Linked DNA regions of Homo sapiens: region 2 is linked to region 1. A link is an interaction called in ENCODE POLR2A ChIA-PET data of the cell type or tissue named here. Cell type or tissue: Caco-2. All regions are shown on one strand. Each heading gives the region's core, and the rest is flanking DNA. Links, peaks and the distances in the headings are about the cores only.

The links. ChIA-PET counts read pairs that join two places held together with the same protein. Peaks named below come from ENCODE experiments on the same cell type or tissue, not always from the same donor. Only the 100,000 strongest peaks of a DNase experiment are listed, where the experiment ranks them.
Region 2: POLR2A ChIA-PET joins it to region 1 with 5 read pairs; 4 of 35 experiments call an interaction of 5 or more read pairs at or near these places.

Annotation. Positions count from the first base shown.
Region 1 is chr1:145,702,213-145,712,328 of GRCh38, forward strand. It overlaps PDZK1 (PDZ domain containing 1), which reads right to left and starts at 5,156. Exons shown (of 9, transcript NM_001201325.2): 1 at 5,105-5,156. RefSeq lists an enhancer at 4,204-5,403. In Caco-2, for the core only: no CTCF peak of the experiment used is centred there; DNase peaks (open chromatin) are centred at 4,269, 5,339 and 6,119; H3K4me3 peaks cover 1,970 bases.
Region 2 is chr1:145,762,289-145,772,404 of GRCh38, forward strand. It overlaps RNF115 (ring finger protein 115), which reads right to left. Exons shown (of 9, transcript NM_014455.4): 4 at 9,423-9,631. Among named protein-coding and RNA genes, the nearest start is that of CD160, 48 kb to the left of the region's middle. In Caco-2, for the core only: no CTCF peak of the experiment used is centred there; DNase peaks (open chromatin) are centred at 3,060 and 3,893.

The sequences.
Region 1 (10,116 bases), core at 4,009-6,508:
TTCCCTACCTCCAGCCACCATAAACAATACTTTGTCCTATATGGCAAGACTCTGGGCTGGAGTTCAAGGCCTTTCACAGTTTGATTGCTTATCTAAGAGTTCTATGAGTTGGGAGAGGGATAGAGCCAATATTGTGTGGAAACAGAGGCACCCACAGAGAGAGGACACCCTCATGCTGCTGATAGACAGCTCAACCGCCTTGAGTGCCAGCTGAGACAAGTGCTTTCCCCAAATCGACATTTTGTGACTTTTTGAACTTGCATTTCTACCCCCCCACTTTTTTTTTGGTATGTTTAAACTACTACAAGAGTCTTGCCTCGAGACAAACTTTCTAACCCTGGTTTTATTATACTACCATCTCAAAAATAATAATAATAATAATTCAAGAAAAAGAAGCTCGGCCGGGTGCAGTGGCTCACGCCTGTAATCCCAGCACTTTGGGAGGCCAAGGCAGGCGGATCACGAGGTCAGGAGATCGAGACCATCCTGGCTAACACAGTGAAACCCCATCTCTACTAAAAATACAAAAAATTAGCTGGGTGTGGTGGCGGACGCCTGTAGTCCAAGCTACTCGGGAGGCTGAGGTAGGGGAATGGTGTGAACCCAAGAGGCGGAGCTTGCAGTGAGCCAAGATCGTGCCACTGCACCCCAGCCTGGGCAACAGAGCAAGACTCCGTCTCAAAAAAAAAGAAGTTCAAGCTTCTTGCTCAGGCACTGAGGCTCAGCATAATCCAGCCCTACCTCAGGCCCCCAGCTCCTCAGCAAGCCCCAATTGGTCTATGCATGGTCACCCACACGAGCCTGCCCTTTGCTCATGCCCCATGAGCACTTACTCATAGTACGTGCTAAGTAAACATTTGTTCCAAGTGAACGAATTTAAGACCTACCATTTTCAAGGCTCAGTTCAAATTTTAGATTATATACGAATCCTTCCATGACCACCACAGTCTGAAGGTATCATTTCATCTTCTGAATTTCAGTTATCGCTCATGTACTTAACAAGTTCTATGTAATACCTACTGCGAGGCAGGTATCAGGGCTCAACCCAGAATAGCTACCGTCCTGCCCTGAAAGAGCCTGGAGTCCAGTGGGGAGAGTTATGAAGTTTAACTGCTGAACAACGTTGTGGGTGCTGGAATATTTAAATACAAAAGCTTTCTTATTGTTATATATATTTATTGAGCTCCCTACTAGGATTAGGAACCAGCCTAGGTACTTTTTATGGGTTCTGATTCAATCCTGATGGGCCATTTTACAAGGAAAAAGAAAAGAGACTCTGAAAAGTTAACTTGGTTTCCCCTGACTATTTGGATAAGCAGAGTCTGGATTCAAACCCAGTTGAGTCTGGATTCCTTCCACCATCTACCCTGCCTCCCAGGCCTGAGGTGTAGAATGTATTCTGGAAATACAAGTAGTCAGACTAGGAAGAGGAAGTCATCCCAGGCAGAAGGAACAGCAGGAGATGCATTCCCAGAATGGTGAATGGTTCAGAAAGATCAGAGCACAGTTATATGTTGAAAAAAAGAAGTAGGTTAGACTGTGAGCACTGGACTCAGTCCAGTAGACTATAGAGGAGCTTCAGGATCCATGTCGTGTGTCCCCAACAAGATAAGCTTTTTTTTTTTGGCCAGGAGGGATGGAATCTTGCTCTTGTGGTCCAGGCTAGAGTGCAGTGGTGCGATCTCGGCTCACTGCAACCTCTGCCACTTGGATTCAAGCAATTCTTCTGCCTCAGCCTCCTGAGAAGCTGGGATTGAAGGCACCCGCCACCACACCCGGCTACTTTTTGTATTTTTAGTAGAGATGGGGTTTCACTATGTTGGCCAGGCTGGTCTCAAACTCCTGACCTCAAGTGATCCACCCTCCTCAGCCTCCCAAAGTGCTGGGATTACAGGCGTGAGCCATCATGCCCAGCCAAGATAAGCTTTCTTAAGAGCAGGCACCACAGCCCCTTTCTGTATTCTCACACCATCAGGTATGTATTCAATACAACTGGTGGAAAGTCCACGGGCTTTTCTGGATCATTTAGTTTCATGTCCCCATTGGGACCCCATGGTTCTACGCAGCTTTATGAATGCTGACTATCTGTGCCTCCAACCAGGCTTGGCACCTCAGAAACCAGTGACCACCTCAGACCAAAAGCAAACCTTCTCTAGTTGCCACTAAGTGGGCTAGGGCTATCTTTTCTACTTTCCAAAACTCCTGCCATTCCCTGGGTTCCTTCATTTCCGGGGGTCATGTAATAGCAAAGCTGTCTGAAGATTATCTCAATAGCACTTAAGATGTGCTAGACACTATGTGCATTCATTTAACCCTCATAACTTCCGGAACTAGGTTCTAATATGCCCATTTGACTGACAAGGAAATAGAAGCTTAGAGAGCCTGATCTAGAGTGCAGGTTTCCAATCCCAGTGCTCATTTTCTTAATCACTTAGCCATGATACCCATCAGGCAAAGAGATTAAGGAAATCTGGGCAGTCCCTCATGAAGGACCAAAGAAAGAAGTTGCTGAGATCTTGAGGAAAACACGTCTAGCTCCAGCTTGCCACTCTCATTGCATCCCTATGCAACGAATGCAAGAATCATTTCACTAAGAAGTGACCAGAGAAACCCATTCCCATATGATTAGACCCTGGACTTCAGATGCCCTGAGAGAGGATTGGAGTCCTTCAACCTCCTTTCCTGAGGAACACCTCATCAAAGCCATCGCCATCTGCATCTATTCTTCTAGCTCCTTCCCTGCCACACTAATTCCATTTATGCAAATATGTTCTATGCCAGGTAGTGCTCAAGGGGCTGGTAATACAGCAAGTAACACAAATGACAAGATCCCTGCAGTCTTGAAGCTTAACATCTGGCAAAGGTGACAAGTAAAAGAGATGATTTTTTTTTTCTCGAGATGGAGTCTCACTTTGTCACCCAGGCTAGGGTGCAATGGCACAATCTTGGCTCACTGCAACCTCCACCTCCCAGGTTCAAGCAATTCTCCTGCCTCAGCCTCCCAAGTAGCTAATACTACAGACAGGCAGTACCACGCCCGGCTAATTTTTGTATTTTTAGTAGAGATGGGGTTTCACCATGTTGGCCAAGCTGGTCTTGAACTCCTGACCTCAGGTGATCCACCTGCCTCAGCCTCCCAAAGTGCTGGGATTACAGATGTGAGCCACTGCACCCAGCCCAAATGAGATGATTTCTGATGGTACACGCTGTGAATGATAGAGATACTGGTGGCATGGAGGTGGGAGGCTGATTTAGAAAGTCCTTCCTGGGAGGTGACATTTTAATTCATACCCCAATGACAAGGAGCTACCCTTCAAGGCTCCAGGATCTACCTTATACTTGGCCAACTGAAAAAGACATTAATGATGATCTGGTCTCAACTTCTTATTTGTAAGTGAGCAAACAGAGGCTCAATGAGATTAAAAGACTAGGACAAGGTTTCCCAAGTGACTGCAATTTGTTTCTTCTTACTATTCTACAGAGACTTTCGATATACACATTTGAAATCTAGGCATCTTACATCGTGTTTTTAACATATTCATGGTTTTTTGTTTTTTAGACAGGATCTCAGTCTGTCACCCAGGCTGGAGTGCAGTGATGCAATCACGGCTCACTGTAGCCTCGACCCCCTGGGCTCAAGCAACCCTTCCATTTCAGCCTCCCAAGTAGCTGACACCACAGACACATGCCACCATGCAGGATTAATTTATTATTATTTTTTGTAGAGACGGGGGTCTCACTTCATTGCCCAGGCTGGTCTCGAACTCCTGGCCTCAAGTGATCCTCCCGCTTGGGCATCCCAAAGTGCTGGGATTACAGGCATGAGCCACCATGCAGGACCACACATTTGTACTTATAATTTTATTTTCAGTACACTCTTGGGGAAAAGATGACAGACCTTCACTTGATCAATAATGAAATTGAGGCTCCAGTTGGCTAAGTAGTTTGTCTAATGGCCTGTCACTAGCAACTGAATCAAAACTCTGATGATTTGTATTCCAGTCCTATGTTCTTTCCCCTGGGGGAGAAGTAGCTGCCTAGCCAGTGGTCTATGAATATAAGACATCATTACCAGCAACTTCACACCCTATGGTGCAGAGAACATACAAAAGTCAAAGATAAGCACAAGTTACTATCATAACACAGAAATTCAAAGACCCTGAGTAATTTGCTGCAGACTTCAGATGACTGGACAATCATGGCCTGAGGCAGTCCCTGCTACCCCCTCTTGCCTTCTAGATACAAGACTGAAAGCTGCCCTGGTGACACATTGCAGAGATTTTAGTAAATAAAGAAGAATGTGTTTCTCAGAGCCAACGCCCAAATCTTCATAGCTGGACCCAACCCAGACCAGGAGTCTTCATAGCGAGTGAACCCTTAGGTAAGTGTCATACTTAAGTCTCATGAGTCTTCTGCTTAAGAAATAAACTACTAGTGGTTCCCAAACCTACCTGCACTGATCAGAATGATTCTGGGAGAGTTTTCAAATAAAGATCTTTCAATTCACACAAGGCCTGGAGACTTAGAAATGCCAAAGGTGAGAGCCTGGGGAATGTATGTTTTAAAATTCAGCCAGCCTGGAAATCCACTGGTTTTTCTCATGTCTTAGTGCTGCAGTGTGATACAGAGAGGAAAGATGCCTGCTTTTATTATCTAGTGGGCAAGCTAAGTTAGGCTGCATCCTTTAAAGGCTGCTTCCAGAAGAGTCTTCTCTGCTACCCAAGGCCCCTGTATCAGTAGGAAGGTCCCGGGCATATCCGCCTGGTTACCTGTGAAGTCAGTTGTCTCACTCCCTTTGGCTGCACATCAAACCCCCACACAACCCCGGGAAGGCTTTTTCTGAGGTCGGTTTACCAATTTCTTTGTGAAGCAGACCCTAGCCTACAAAGGTGAGGGGCATCTCCAGCAGAAAGAATCTCAGAGCGTGGATCATCTCTCACCCCCAACCACCGCCAAAGGGGCCTGGCTGCCTCCCCATGGGACTCTTCTCTGCCCTAGACAGCCAGCTACTGGCTTGGAAAAAGAAAAAGGGAAAAGGAAAAGAAAGAAGGTAGTTCAGGCCCCGGTGGCCAGCACCCTCAAGGAGGACACGAGCAGTTCTTACCTGGAGATGGAAGAGGAGCTGCTCTGTTCGTTCACTCAGGAATTCTGTCTCTGCAGGTGAGCATTAAGCTTGCAACTCACTGGACTTTGAACAAAGATTGATTTAAAAGCTAATGTATTTAACAGGGACATGTGGTCTGAATTCAAGTGACCTCTGTCCTGCTTCCTGCCAGCTGGCTGGGCCCTGAGCTGGAAAATCTGACAAACCTCAGCAAACCAAAAGCTCTGGCCCACCTGCCTGGCCCTGCGGGGAGGCCGCTGCTCGCCAGCCACTCCCAGAGAACAAGGAGGGGAGAGGGGGTGAAGGACAGCCAGGGAGGAGGTGCCTCCGCTTTCCTTGGTACTCTCCCTTTGGCAGATACCTTGGTTACACCCAACCAACCCCCAATCCTGTTAGGATCCTCCAGTCCCCCATCCTGGGGTCAGGGCCGAGGCTCATACAGGAGTATCCTCAATCACTGAGGCCTCCCCAAGGAGCAGTAGCCTATAAAACTCCCACCCACGAGGCCAGTAAGCCCCAGGAAATGGGGCCAAGCACTCAGGGCACCCATCCTGCTTCCCTCTGCCCTGGATTCTCACTTGTGTGCTCCCTAGGAGTTTAGCAAGCAAAGCCCTAGAGCAAGCAAAGCCCTTGTTCTTGTGTCCCAGGCTTCCTTCTTCTTATCCACTCTCTCCCCTCTCTTTTTTTCTTCTCTTTCTCACCTGATGGTGCTCTTTCTATTCTCCAGCCTAGCGATAATTGTCTTCCCCTTCACACACTCAGAGCCTCTCGGGCAAGCCCAGCAGGGTAGGTGGAAGGCATTTTTACAAACCCCTCCATCCTGCTGCCTTGCTGCCCGAGCAGTAGGCTGGTGCCCGTGTGCTCAGCCGCTAGCCCTAGCCATGATCAGCAGCTGATCCCTATCAGCAGCACCCACACAGACAATTCTATCACTGGCCTTCTCACTGACCTGAATCCTCAGCCCACAATGCAAATCAGGGCAAGAGATTGCTCCCGGCACTGAGGCAAAGCAAACCACAGGCCGAGGACTGGGTGACCTCACCCCTCTTCCACCCACACTGGAAGAGCCATTTGTCTTTGCTGGGCCTTGGCTTGGCCCCCAACAAAGACATGACCTGAGCCCATGGATAAACGGTTTAAAATGACATTGAGCAGCTTCCTCATACCAGCTTATCTTCCTCCACCTCGGGGCTAAGCCCTCCTGGCCTCCTCTATATCTTTCAAAGCAGAAGGTAGAATGGGAAAATCTGGATTTAGGATCAGAACACCTGAGTTCATCGCAATCCCAGCAATTTGTGAGGCCAAAGCGGGCAGATTGCCTGAGCTCAAGAGTTCGAAACCAGCCTGGGCCACATGGCAAAACCTTGTCTCTACAAAAGGTACAAAAAGCCAGGCATGGTGGTGCATGCCTGTAGTCCCAGCTACTCTGGAGGCTGAGGTGGGAGGATCACTTGATTGAGAGGCAGAGGTTGCAGTGAGCCGTGATCATGCCACTGCACTCCAGCCTCAATGACAGAGCGAGACCCTGTCTCCAAAAAAAAAACAACAAAACAAAAAAGAAAGAAAGAACACCTGAGTTCAATTCTGACGCCACCATTTCCCATTTCCCAGGTGTTTGATCCAGAGTAATTCATTTTTAACTCTCTGGGTCTCACCTTCATCATGTATAAATAGTTGTTATTGTATGGTTTTTAGAAATTTTTAAAAATTGCTGTTGTTGTTGTTGTTGTTTGAGATGGAGTCTCACTCTGTTACAGCCCAGGCTGAAATGCAGTGGTGCAATCTCAGCTCACTGCAACATCCGCTTCCTGAGTTCAAGTGATTCTCCTGCCTCAGCCTCCCGAGTGGCTGGGATTACAAGTGCCCGCCACCATGCCTGGCTAATTTTTTGTATTTTCAGTAGAGACAGGGTTTCACCATGTTGGCCAGGCTGGTCTCGAACTCCTGACCTCAAGTGATCCTCCCGCCTTGGCCTCCCAAAGTACTGGGATTACAGGCCTGGTGTATTCCTTTTGTCTCTGGTTTATTTCATTCAATATGATGTTTGTGAGGTTCACTCACGTTGCTGTGAGTAGCTGTAGTTCATTCATTTTCATACTAGGATTCCATTTACATGATGTCCAAATATAGGGCAGAACTTTGGGGGATTCCTGCTTAGGTGGTAACACACGACCCTAACTTCTGGTATGCTGGCAATATTCTAGTTCTTGAGCTAAGTGAAGGTTACACAGGTGTTTAAGATTAATTACCGAGCTATGCATTTTTGTTTCATGCACTTATTCTGTATAAATAATAATTAAATTATATTGAAATTTTAAACATTACAATATGTGTATAGCATACTGGAGTAAGAAGAAGCTCTTCCAGTGACCTGCCTGAGGATTTCAGCTGTGCTCAGCTCTGCATGATCTATTCAAAAATGAAAGGGATCAATATCTTGGCATGCCAATAACCTACATGTGGCACACCTGAGCAATCTGGTCAGGAAGCTTTGATCTCTCCAATTTTTAAAAATTGGCTGGGCACGGTAGCTCATGCCTATAATCTCAGCACTTTGGGAGGTTGAGGCGGGAGGAATGCTTGAGTCCAGGAGTTTGAGACCAGCCTGGGCAACATGGTGAAACCCCATCTCTACAGAAAATACAAAAATTAGCTGGGTGTGGTGGTGTGCACCTGTAGTCCCAGCTACTCAGGAGACTGAGGCAGGAGGATTGATTGAGCCTGTGAGGTCAAGGCTGCAGTGAGTCACGATCATGCCACTGCACGCCAGCCTGGGCTACAGAGCGAGACCCTGTCTCAAAAAAAAAAAAAATTAAATTGTGGTAAAATATTCATAACAAAAAAATTATCATTTTAATCATTTTGATTATACAATTCAGTGGCATTAAGTACTTTCACACTATTGGGCAACCATCACCACCATCCATCTCCAGAACTTTTTCATCTTCCCAAAGTGAAACTGTGTAGCCGTTAAACACGATTTTCTATTCCTTCCTCCCCAGCCCCTGGCAACTACCTTTCTACTTTGTTTCTACAAATTTGACTACTCTAAGCACCTTCTATGTGTGGAATCATATGCTATTTGTCCTTTTGTGACTGGCTTATTTCACTTAGCAAATGTCTTCAAAGTTCATTCATGTTGTAGCACATGTCAGAATTTCCTTCCTTTTGAAGGGTGAATAATATTCCACTGTGTACATACATCACATTTTATTTATTCGTCCATCAAGGAATGGATTGCTACCACCTTTAGGCTGCAGTCAATAATGCTGCCATGAAAATGGATGTACAAATATTTGTTCAAGTCCCTGTTTTCAAATCTTTTGGGTATTTGCCCAGAAAAGGAATTGCTGGATCATACATTTAATTTTTTAAGGAACCACCATACACCATACTGTTTTCCACGGTGGCTGCACCATTTTGCTTTCTCACCAGCAACATAGAAAGGTTCCAATTTCACCACATTCCCATGAACACTTGTTCTTTTCTGTTTTTTGTTTGTTTGTTTTTTAATTGATGGCCATTTTAATGGGTTTGAGGTGACATCTCATTGTGGTTTTGATTTGCATTTCCTTAATGATTCATGATGTTGGGCATCTTTTCACGTGCTTACTGGCCATTTGTATCTTCTTTAGATAAATGTCTATTCAATTTGCTTGCCCATTTTTAAAATCAAGTTGTTTTTGTTGTTATTGAATTGTATCATCTCAATTTTTCTTTATTATAAAACAAAGACTCAGAGAGGTGAAGTGACTTAGCCAAAGCCCCCTCAGGCAGAAACATGGCTAAAAACTCTGTGCTTTTGCTTTTGTGGCCAATGCCCTTTCTACTATACCAGTCTGCCTGGCTCAGTGGGTATCCTCACATTTTTCCTCCAACTTCAGGTCTGATTGTCCTAGTATGCATGTCCTACTACCTTGTCTTTTTAGTAGCTCATTAACTTACTCTGAGCCTGGAATTTTAAGCTCCAGTGGTTTTCTCTCCCTGTCTAGAGTCAATATTTATGACAGTCTCCCTTTCCACTCTCTCTGTTACTCTGGCCTCATCCCACCTTAAGAGGCGACTGTGTACTCTGCATACCTTTGGAGGAATTTATTAGGCCAGAGTCCAGATGCAAGACTGAGATAAATGTTCTATAGCAGTGTGGGTGACAGGCTGGAGACGGGGCAATGCCACTTGGCTGCAGCACACACTGTGGCCCCACATGACTGCTGACTGGAACTTTCTAGTTCTTTTCAGTAACCAAGTGTCAGGACAGGGGAGGCCTGAGGATCCTTGGAGAGCTATGAATTATTAACACTTGCAAGCTGGCTGCCAAGGATATCCGAGTAGTAATTCACTCGTTCTTCCTTTTCCCAGATGAGGGGTCAGAATACACAATCCTTTTCCACCATAAGAAAAAGGCACAGAACAAGAACATGCCATGTTCTGGGTTCCTGCATGTACCAAGGTCTGGTCTTGGCACTCTTGGAGTGTTGGTTAAAAGGGTATTTGGTTGCCCCTTTCTGAGAGATACAGAAACAATCAGTGGTTCTTGGGCAGTTTGGATTCTGCCTTAAAAAGCCAGACCCTCAAGGGCCCCCAAAGGTCCAGAATGGGGAACAGGAGAAGAGCAAGGAAAGTGTCAGGTATATCAAGGCTACAGCCTCAGCCTGACCTCATCCCTCTGGGGACCATCCCATGCAGAGGTAAAGGGTCAGTGAGAAAGAATCAGGAACCATGAACAGCCTAGTGGCCCAAGTCTGTAGCTTGATTTAAAAGACATCCCTCGGCCGGGCACGGTGGCTCACGCCTGTAATCCCAGCACTTTGGGAGGCCGTGGTGGGCGGATCACCTGAGGTCGGGAGTTCAAGATCAGCCTGGCCAACATGGAAAAACCCTGTCTCTACTAAAAATACAAAATTAGCCAGGCATGATGGTGCATGCCTGTAATCCCAACTACTAGGGAGGCTGAGGCAGAAGAATCGCTTGAACCTGGGAGGCAGAGGTTGCTGTGAGCTGAGATTGCGCCA
Region 2 (10,116 bases), core at 2,720-5,219, 59 kb after region 1:
CCAGGGGCAGAATGACATGGTTTGGCTGCTGCCATGTTAGAAGTGCCTTAGCCTCCCACCATGATTCTGAGGCCTTCTCAGCCATGTGGAACTATTAAATCCAATTAAACCTCTTTTTCTTCCCAGTCTCAGGTATGTCTTTATCAGTAGTGTGAAAACAGACTAATACAGGCCCCAATCAAATGTATCTTGAAAGATATATACAATCTATTAAGATAAAAAAGATTATAAAATATGTGTAGTATAATCAATTCAATTTCAATTATATAGATGTAATTATCATATATATGTATTTAAAAAGGTCTACAAGATTATACATCAAGGTGTAACTATGGCTATTTCTGGATAAGGCTGTCTTTTTATTCCATACCAAAACAAATTTTTTTTAATAAGAAAAAAAAAAGTTAACCAAAAAAAGTCAGTTCTCAAAATCTGAGATGTGATCAGTGGTCAGAAATCTATGGTCCAAGAACCTAGGGTTAATTTCAGAAGAACATATTCTCTAGGTGGGAAATCTTAAAACATATTCTTTACATAGCCATAAAAAAGAACGAAATCATGTCCTTTGCAGCAACATGAATATAGCTGGAGGTCATTAGCCTAAGCAACTTAACACAGAAAACAGAAATACCACATGTTCTCACTTATACATGGGAACTAAACATTGGGTACACAAGGACACAAAGTAAGGAATAATAAACACTGGAGATCACAAAAGGGAGAGGGAGGGAGAAGGGCAAAGGTTGAGAAACTACCTATAGGTACTATGTTCACTGCTTAGGCCATGGGATCATTAGAAGCCCAAACCCCAGCATCACACAATATACCCGTGTAATAAACCTGCTGTTTTGTGAGTTACCAGGAAAGCAAATTTTTAAAAATTAAAAAATAAAAACCAAACCTGTACACGTACCCCCGAATCTAAAATAAAAATAATAAATTTTTAAAAGAACGTATTATTTAGGTGGGACACCTTCTTAGAAGTAATGTACCCTACACAGCGAATCAGAAACAGCTTACTGCTAAAATCAAAGAGGCTTCCTTTATATAACCAGGAAGGAGACTAAACTACCAAGCTAAAGTGTAACAAAAAAACAAAAGAGTAAAGCACAATAAAATAAAAATGGGGCTGGGCGCAGTGGCTCACGCCTGTAATCCCAACACCTTGGGAGGCCAAAGCAGGCAGATCACTTGAGATCAGGAGTTCGAGACCAGCCTGGCCAACATGGCAAAACCCCATCTCTACTAAAAATACAAAAAATTTTCCAGGCATGGTGGCTCATGCCTGTAGTCCCAGCTACTTGGGAGGCTGAGGCAGGAGAATTGCTTGAACCTGGGAAGCAGAGGTTGCAGTGAGCCGAGATCACACCACTGCACTGCAGCCTGGGTGACAGAGTGAGACTCCCTCTCAAAAAAACAAAACAAAACAAAAACAACAAAATAAAATAAAGATGGGTTTTAATGTAGTAAGTGCAGACTAATGGGTGGTAATCTCTATTACTTGTCTGGAAAACATGAATGTGCTGGTGTTGACCTAACACAAAGGAAAAAACCTAACAAGCATTAATATTTTACCGTCTTAAAAAATTATTTGGCCCTCCCCCTCCCCCTCCCCCTCTCCCTCTCCCCATGGTCTCCCTCTCCCTCTCTTGCCATGGTCTCCCTCTGATGCCGAGCCGAAGCTGGACTGTACTGCTGCCATCTCGGCTCACTGCAACCTCCCTGCCTGATTCTCCTGCCTCAGCCTGCCAAGTGCCTGCTATTGCAGGCGCGCGCCACCACGCCTGACTGGTTTTCGTATTTTTTTGGTGGAGACTGGGTTTCGCTGTGTTGGCCGGGCTGGTCTCCAGCTCCTAACCGCGAGTGATCCGCCAGCCTCGGCCTCCCGAGGTGCCGGGATTGCAGACGGAGTCTTGTTCACTCAGTGCTCAATGTTGCCCAGGCTGGAGTGCAGTGGCTTGATCTCGGCTCGCTACAACCTCCACCTCCCAGCCGCCTGCCTTGGCCTCCTAAAGTGCTGAGATTGCAGCCTCTGCCTGGCCGACACCCCGTCTGGGAAGTGAGGAGCGTCTCTGCCCGGCCGCCATCCCATCTAGGAAGTGAGGAGCGTCTCTGCCGGCCGCCCATCGTCTGAGATGTGGGGAGCGCCTCGGCCCCACCGCCCTGTCTGGGATGTGAGGAGCGCCTCTGCCCGGCCGCGACCCCGTCTGGGAGGTGAGGAGCCCCTCCGCCCGGCAGCCGCCCCGTCTGAGAAGTGAGGAGCCCCTCCGCCCGGCAGCCGCCCCGTCTGAGAAGTGAGGATCCCCTCCGCCCGGCAGCCGCCCCGTCTGGGAAGTGAGGAGCCCCTCCACCCGGCAGCCGCCCCGTCTGGGAAGTGAGGAGCGTCTCTGCCCAGCAGCCACTCGGTCCGGGAGGGAGGTGGGGGGTCAGCCCCCGCCCGGCCAGCTGCCCCATCCAGGAGGGAGGTGGGGGCCAGCCCCCGCCCAGCCAGCCGCCCCATCCGGGAGGGAGATGGGGGGTGCCTCCGCCCGGCCAGCCGCCCCGTCCGGGAGGTGGGGGGTGCCTCTGCCCGGCCGCCCCTTCTGGGAAGTGATGAGCCCCTCTGCCCGGCCACCACCCCGTCTAGGAGGTGTACCCAACAGCTCATTGAGAACGGGCCATGATGACGATGGCGGTTTTGTGGAACAGAGAAGGGGGAAAGGTGGGGAAGGGATAGAGAAATCGGATTGTTGTTGTGTCTGTGTAGAAAGAAGTAGACATGGGAGACTTCATTTTGTTCTGTACTAAGAAAAATTCTTCTGCCTTGGGATGCTGTTGATCTATGACCTTACCCCCAACCCTGTGCTCTCTGAAACATGTGCTGTGTCCACTCAGGGTTAAATGGATTAAGGGCGGTGCAAGATGTGCTTTGTTAAACAGATGCTTGAAGGCAGCATGCTTGTTAAGAGTCATCACCACTCCCTAATCTCAAGTACCCAGGGACACAAACACTGTGGAAGGCCGCAGGGCCCTCTGCCTAGGAAAACCAGAGACCTTTGTTCACTTGCTTATCTGCTGACCTTCCCTCCACTATTGTCCTATGACCCTGCCAAATCCCCCTCTGCGAGAAACACCCAAGAATGATCAATAAAAAAAAAAAAAATTAAAAAAAAATTATTTGAAGTGAAATATGAGTAATTCCTTAGCATTTATCACAATCTGGATGGAATTTCTCTTAAAGATCATGCAATTTCCTTGCTGATTCTATATGTACTAAACAACCATCTGATTGCTTTTGATTTCTTGATACTTGAGAAATTCAAAGACAAGAGTATGCTAACAAACAAATGAGTTTTATAGTCACTGAAACAGAATACCCTCAGTTATAAATTTATAAATTAATCTGCTGGCACAGGTCAGATGCACTTAAAGTCAGATAAGATGAGCTAGTCTATTCAAGACCTAATTAACTATCATTCAAAAGCTGCAGATTAGAGGATAAAGCACATACTTTAGGGACACTGAATAAATATTTGCAGAATGAATGAACAATGTGAGAGTTCCCTGTCTCTGTGTTAGTAAAAAAGTTTTACTCATGCCAATGAAAAAGTCAAAGAAAATGGACCTCATTTCAGGGAAACTTATTAAGTTGGTGTGAGGAACACACTAATAATCCCACAAAGGCTAATCTCTGACATCTGATTTCTTAAATACAAATACAAAGTACTCTTTTTCTTTTTTTTTTTTTTAATTGATCATTCTTGGGTGTTTCTCGCAGAGGGAGATTTGGCAGGGTCATAGGACAATAGTGGAGGGAAGGTCAGCAGATAAGTGAACAAAGGTCTCTGGTTTTCCTAGGCAGAGGACCCTGCGGCCTTCCGCAGTGTTTGTGTCCCTGGGTACTTGAAATTAGGGAGTGGCGATGACTCTTAACAAGCATGCTGCCTTCAAGCATCTGTTTAACAAAGCACATCTTGCACCGCCCTTAATCCATTTAACCCTGAGTGGACACAGCACATGTTTCAGAGAGCACAGGGTTGGGGGTAAGGTCACAGATCAACAGGATCCTAAGGCAGAAGAATTTTTCTTAGTACAGAACAAAATGAAAAGTCTCCCATGTCTACCTCTTTCTACACAGACACGGCAACCATCTGATTTCTCAATCTTTTCCTCACCTTTCCCCGCTTTCTATTCCACAAAACCGCCATTGTCATCATGGCCTGTTCCCAATGAGCTGTTGAGTACACCTCCCAGACGGGGTGGTGGCCGGGCAGAGGGGCTCCTCACTTCCCAGTAGGGGCGGCCGGGCAGAGGCGCCCCTCACCTCCCGGACGGGGCGGCTGGCCGGGCGGGGGGCTGACCCCCCCACCTCCCTCCCGGATGGGGCGGCTGGCCGGGCGGGGGGCTGACCCCCCCACCTCCCTCCCGGACGGGGCGGCTGTCCGGGCAGAGGGGCTCCTCACTTCCCAGTAGGGGCGGCCGGGCAGAGGCGCCCCTCACCTCCCGGACAGGGCGGCTGGCCGGGGGGGGGGGGGGGGGGGGGCTGACCCCCCCACCTCCCTCCCGGACGGGGCGGCTGTCCGGGCAGAGGGGCTCCTCACTTCCCAGTAGGGGCGGCCAGGCAGAGGCGCCCCTCACCTCCCGGACGGGGCGGCTGGCCGGGCGGGGGGCTGACCTGACCCCCCCACCTCCCTCCCGGTCGGGGTGGCTGGCCGGGCAGAGGGGCTCCTCACTTCCCAGTAGGGGTGGCCGGGCAGAGGCGCCCCTCACCTCCCGGACGGGGCGGCTGGCAGGGCAGGGGGCTGACCCCCCCACCTCCTTCCCGGACGGGGCGGCTGGCCCGGCAGAGGGGCTCCTCACTTCTCAGACGGGGCGGCTGCCGGGCGGAGGGGCTCCTCACCTCCCGGACGGGGTGGCTGCCGGGCGGAGACGCTCCTCACTTCCCAGACGGGGTGGCTGCCGGGCGGAGGGGCTCCTCACTTCTCAGACGGTGTGGCTGCCCGGCGGAGGAGCTTCTCACTTCTCAGACAGGGCAGTTGCCAGGCAGAGGGTCTCCTCACTTCTCAGACGGGGCGGCCGGGCAGAGACGCTCCTCACATCCCAGACGGGGTGGCAGGGCAGAGGCGCTCCCCACATCTCAGATGATGGGCGGCCGGGCAGAGACGCTCCTCACTTCCTAGATGGGATGGCGGCCGGGCAGAGACGCTCCTCACTTTCCAGACTGGGCAGCCAGGCAGAGAGGCTCCTCACATCCCAGACGATGGGCGGCCAGGCAGAGACGCTCCTCACTTCCCAGAAGGGGTGGTGGCCGGGCAGAGGCTGCAATCTCGGCACTTTGGGGGGCCAAGGCAGGCAGCTGGGAGGTGGAGGTTGTAGCGAGCCGAGATCACGCCACTGCACTCCAGCCTGGGCACCATTGAGCACTGAGTGAACGCAACTCCGTCTGCCATCCCGGCACCTCGGGAGGCCGAGGCTGGCGGATCACTCGCGGTTAGCAGCTGGAGACCAGCCCGGCCAACACAGCGAAACCCCGTCTCCACCATAAAAATACGAAAACCAGTCAGGCGTGGCGGCGCGCGCCCGCAATCGCAGGCACTCGGCAGGCTGAGGCAGGAGAATCAGGCAGGGAGGTTGCAGTGAGCCGAGATGGCAGCAGCACAGTCCAGCTTCGGCTCGGCATCAGAGACAGAGAGAGACCATGGCAAGAGAGGGAGAGGGAGACCGTGGGGAGAGGGAGAGGGAGAGGGAGAGGGAGCCATTGTTTCATCTTACCCCTGAGAAACAAAGGCCCAGCGAGGTCAGACGCTTGCCCTTGGCCTGGGCCACACAGTGAGTGAAGGTCAGAGCCTAGGCGGGAAACCACCTCTTTCACGGCAAAGCCTTTGTTCTGGCCTCACTCCTCCACTTTCACTCTTCTCCGCTCAGATCCTGCCCATCCCCTGGGCTCACAGGAGATGCCCCTTGGAGGCCTCCAGGCCAGCGCCCACCCCTGTGGCTGTGGCATCCTCTCCAATGGCAGGCACAGACCTGGACCCTGTTGGCGCCAGCCAAAGTACTCTTTTTCTTGAAATGAGGTCTTGCTCTGTCGCCCAGGCTGGAGTACAGTGGCGCAATCTCGGCTCACTGCAACCTCCACCTCCCAGGTTCAAGTGATTCTCCTGCCTCAGCTTCCTGAGTAGCTGCGATAACAGGCAACCGCCACCATGCCTGGTTAATTTTTGGATTTTTAGTAGAGATGGGATTTCATCATGTTGGCCAGGCTGATCTGGAACTCCTGACCTCAAGTGATCCACCTGCCTCGGCCTCCCAAAGTGCTGATTACAGGTGTGAGCCACCGCACCCGGCCATTAAATACAAAGTACTCTGTCTACAGTGAAACCCGTAGAATGAACAGGAATCTGAGATGCAGCCCATGGAAACCATAAGTGGAATGCCCATATGCTCCTTCTCAAAGCAAGAGGACAAAACTGTTATCAGGAAGAAGCCATGCTAAAATTCAATCAATTTTTAAAAATGTATAAAACATGAAATTGTACTTTCAAAACATACAGTGACATCATAATGACAATTACTGTAAAGTAACAACCATATGGAACAATCTAGGCAGGCCTGCTAGCTGGGTATAGTAATAGGCCCCAAAGATATACTGTGTTTATTTATACTTCTATGAAAGAAAAGAGAAAAGAAACTGAATTAAAAACTTTCAAGTTCTATTTACTGATATACTGGTGCCTTGGAAGGAAAGTTTCTGAGAAAATTAGGGAAATGCTTAAATCTTTGGTTAAAAAATAAGTGAGAAGGCTACTTAATTTTAAATTTTTGACTTATACTAAATAGTTATACTAAAATTTTTTAGTATAAGTAAACAGTTAAAAATCTCACCAAATACAAATACTTTGATTATTGCACTATCCTGGCTCCAATATTTAACTGCCTTTATACTCTTAGACAATTTACCTAAACTCTCTGTGCCTCAGTTTCTCCAGTAAAATGGAGATATTCACAATACCTTCTTCACATGGTTATAGTGAGGATTAAACAAATGAATACCTGTAAAGCATTTAGACTAGTTTCTGGCACATACTCTTAGCTATTATTACTATTAATTCATATGTTTTTTATACTTTTTAGAGACATAATTACAATTATCCACTTATTCAAAACAAACATGTTTAGTAGCCACTATAAAACCGATACTGCACTAGAAGCTGAGAATACAGAGATAAATAAAACACTACCCTATACTATCAACCACAGAAGTAACTGAAAAGACTGTAATAGATCTAGTTCCCAAAAAGATACCAGGTCCAGATGGAATTACAGGTAACTTGCATTAAACCTTTAAATAATAGGTAATTCCTGTGTTATGTAAACTATTTCCAAGCATAAGAATACAGCAAGTTTTCCCAGTTCCTTTTATGAAACTAATATAATCCTGACACCAAAACTTGATAAAGAGACTCATCCTCTTTTGAATAAATGTAAAAATCCTTAAAAAAAAAAAAAAAAAAGATAAGGAACAAATCAACTCCAATAATGTGTTAAGAGACTCCAGCCTGGGCAACCTAGTCTCTACCAAAAATTGAAAAATTAGCCAGGCGTGGTGGCACATGCTTGTAGTCCTACCTAGTTCATAGGCTGAAGTGGGAGGATTGCTTGAGCCCACCGAGTTTGAGGTTGTAGTGAAACATGATCTTGCTACTGCATTCTAGCCTGGGAAACAAAGTGAGACCCTGTTTCCCCAACCCCGACCCCTAAAAAAGAGGTTTTAGTGCTCCTTGACAAAGCAGCTTGAATAAAAACACTAGAAAACATTAGAAAACCTACTTGTTAATAAAATGCATTAACTGTTTAAGGGAGAAAAACTCTAAGGTCATTTTGATAGGACTGCAAAGGGCATGTGACAAAATCATTAGTCATTCTTAATTAAAAGCCCCTAATAAATTATGAATAAAATTAAACTTTCTTAGTATGATAGTGCATATATTAGGAACCAAAAGCAAACAAGTTTAACAAAGAAACACTAATGGATAGATATGTAATAACGCAAGTATAGTAAAATGTTAATAAAGCCTAGAAGGTGTGTGTTGGGGGAAAGGGGGAGTGTAGGCTCTAGAACAGCACTGTTCAATAGAACTAAGATAATGGAAATTTTCTATAATATGTTCTGTCAAATATGATAAGTATTAGCTACATGTGGCCAATGAGCACTCAAAATATAGCTATTTGGGATTGAGGTACTTTGAATTTTGAGTTTTATTAACTTTTGGTTAACTTAAATGTAAACATATAGCTACATGTGGCTAGCAGCTACCATATAAGACAATGTCGCACTAGATTCATATAGCCCTAGATTCAAGTCTTAGATCCACCAACGGCTGTTACTTTATTTCTGAGACTCAGTTAATTATTTTATAAAATGAAAACAGCAATAGCACCTATTACTTCACACAAATTAAACAACATAAAGCAGATAAAGCATGAAGCACAGTCCTCTGCATATGGTAAACACTTAAAATTAACGTTTATTATTCCAACTAAATGAGATCCATGAGCAAAACCATCTATTTGACTCATCATTGTGTTCCTAGTGTCTAGTACAGTGTCCCATACAAAAGACACTCAACAAACATTTATTACATGAATGTTTTTACAGTCACAAGACTTCATATTTATCCTATTAAATTTTTTTCCTTTCTTCACAAAAAGCAGATACTTGATTAAATTTCATGTTAAGTCCACTGTTCCAATCTGTTGAAATATTTAATCCTAATGCCTAATATATTTGATACCCTTTTGAAATTTTGATAAATATACTGCTATAGTTTGAATGTGCCCTCCTCAAAAATTCATGTGTTGGAAACTTAATCCCCAGTGGAGCAGTGTTGAAAGGTGGAGACTTTAAGAGATGAATCTCCTGTGAGTGGATTAAATGCCTTTATCCTGGAAGTGGATTAGTTATTGTTGAGTGAGTTCCTAATAAAAGGATGAGTGTGGCACCTTTCTTTCTTGCTCATGCATGCTCTCTTGCCCTTCTGCCTTCCAACATGGAATGACACAGCAAGAAGGCCCTCGCCAGATGTGGATCCCTCAACCTTGGACTTCCCAGCCTCCAGAAATATAAGAAATGAATCTCTGTTCTTTATAAATCACCCAGTCTCAGGTATTCTGCTATAGCTGCACAAAATGGACTGAGACACATATCATCTATAAATTAATCTGAGCCATTAATAAAAATGTTAATCAGAGACATAGCATTTCTCACTCTCTGGTTTATCATCGGGTGAGTACTAACATTCAATTTAGCTTCACTTTCATCCTTTCTACATATGTCCATCTTGTCCACAAAGGTAATAAGTATGAGACCCTTATAAAGATTAGATTATACCAATTTGTCCTTCATTGAAACTACCTTAAAAAGAACTTAAAATAAAACAACTCACCCTTCAATAGCTGGAGATCTGTCAGGACGAGAACTTCCTCGAGATCTGTATCTCCGACCCAATGGCAACCGTGGAGGTCTTGCTCCCCAGAAGTCAGTGTGAGTCTGGTGACCCCTTTCATTGGCTCTATTATCTTGGTCCAGTGGACTGCTACTTAGAAAGGGTCTAAAATCTTGAAAAAACATCGTGTGATCCAAATGGCCCCAAAGCTAGTAAAGACCAGAAATAAGTCACATGTTAGAAAAATCAATCAATAAACACCTGGATTGTTTACAGTTTTTTATATTACAAATGGCCACTGTGAATATTACTGTATGTCTTCTTCTGCAGAGGTACCAGAGTTTCTATATTTTTGGTCTGTAAAACTATTACATGATCTATACATCTTCAACTTTACTGGGTAATGACAAATTGTTTTCCAAACTGGTTGTAGCAATTTAAACACCCACCAAGTGTTTAAGAGTTTCTACTGTGCCACATCCTGGCAAGCACTTGATGTCACAGGACTTTTTTTAAAAAAAGTTTTTAACAATCAGTGAACAGAAAATGATTTTCCATTGTGGGGCTTTTGGTTTTGCTGTGTAAGAAAAATTACGAATGTTTAATTAAAATGCATGTTTCGGTCCTATGCCAAAAAGAAAATTTAATAGATCTGTGGTGAGCCTGAAGACTCCTTTTAGCATTTCTTACAGGG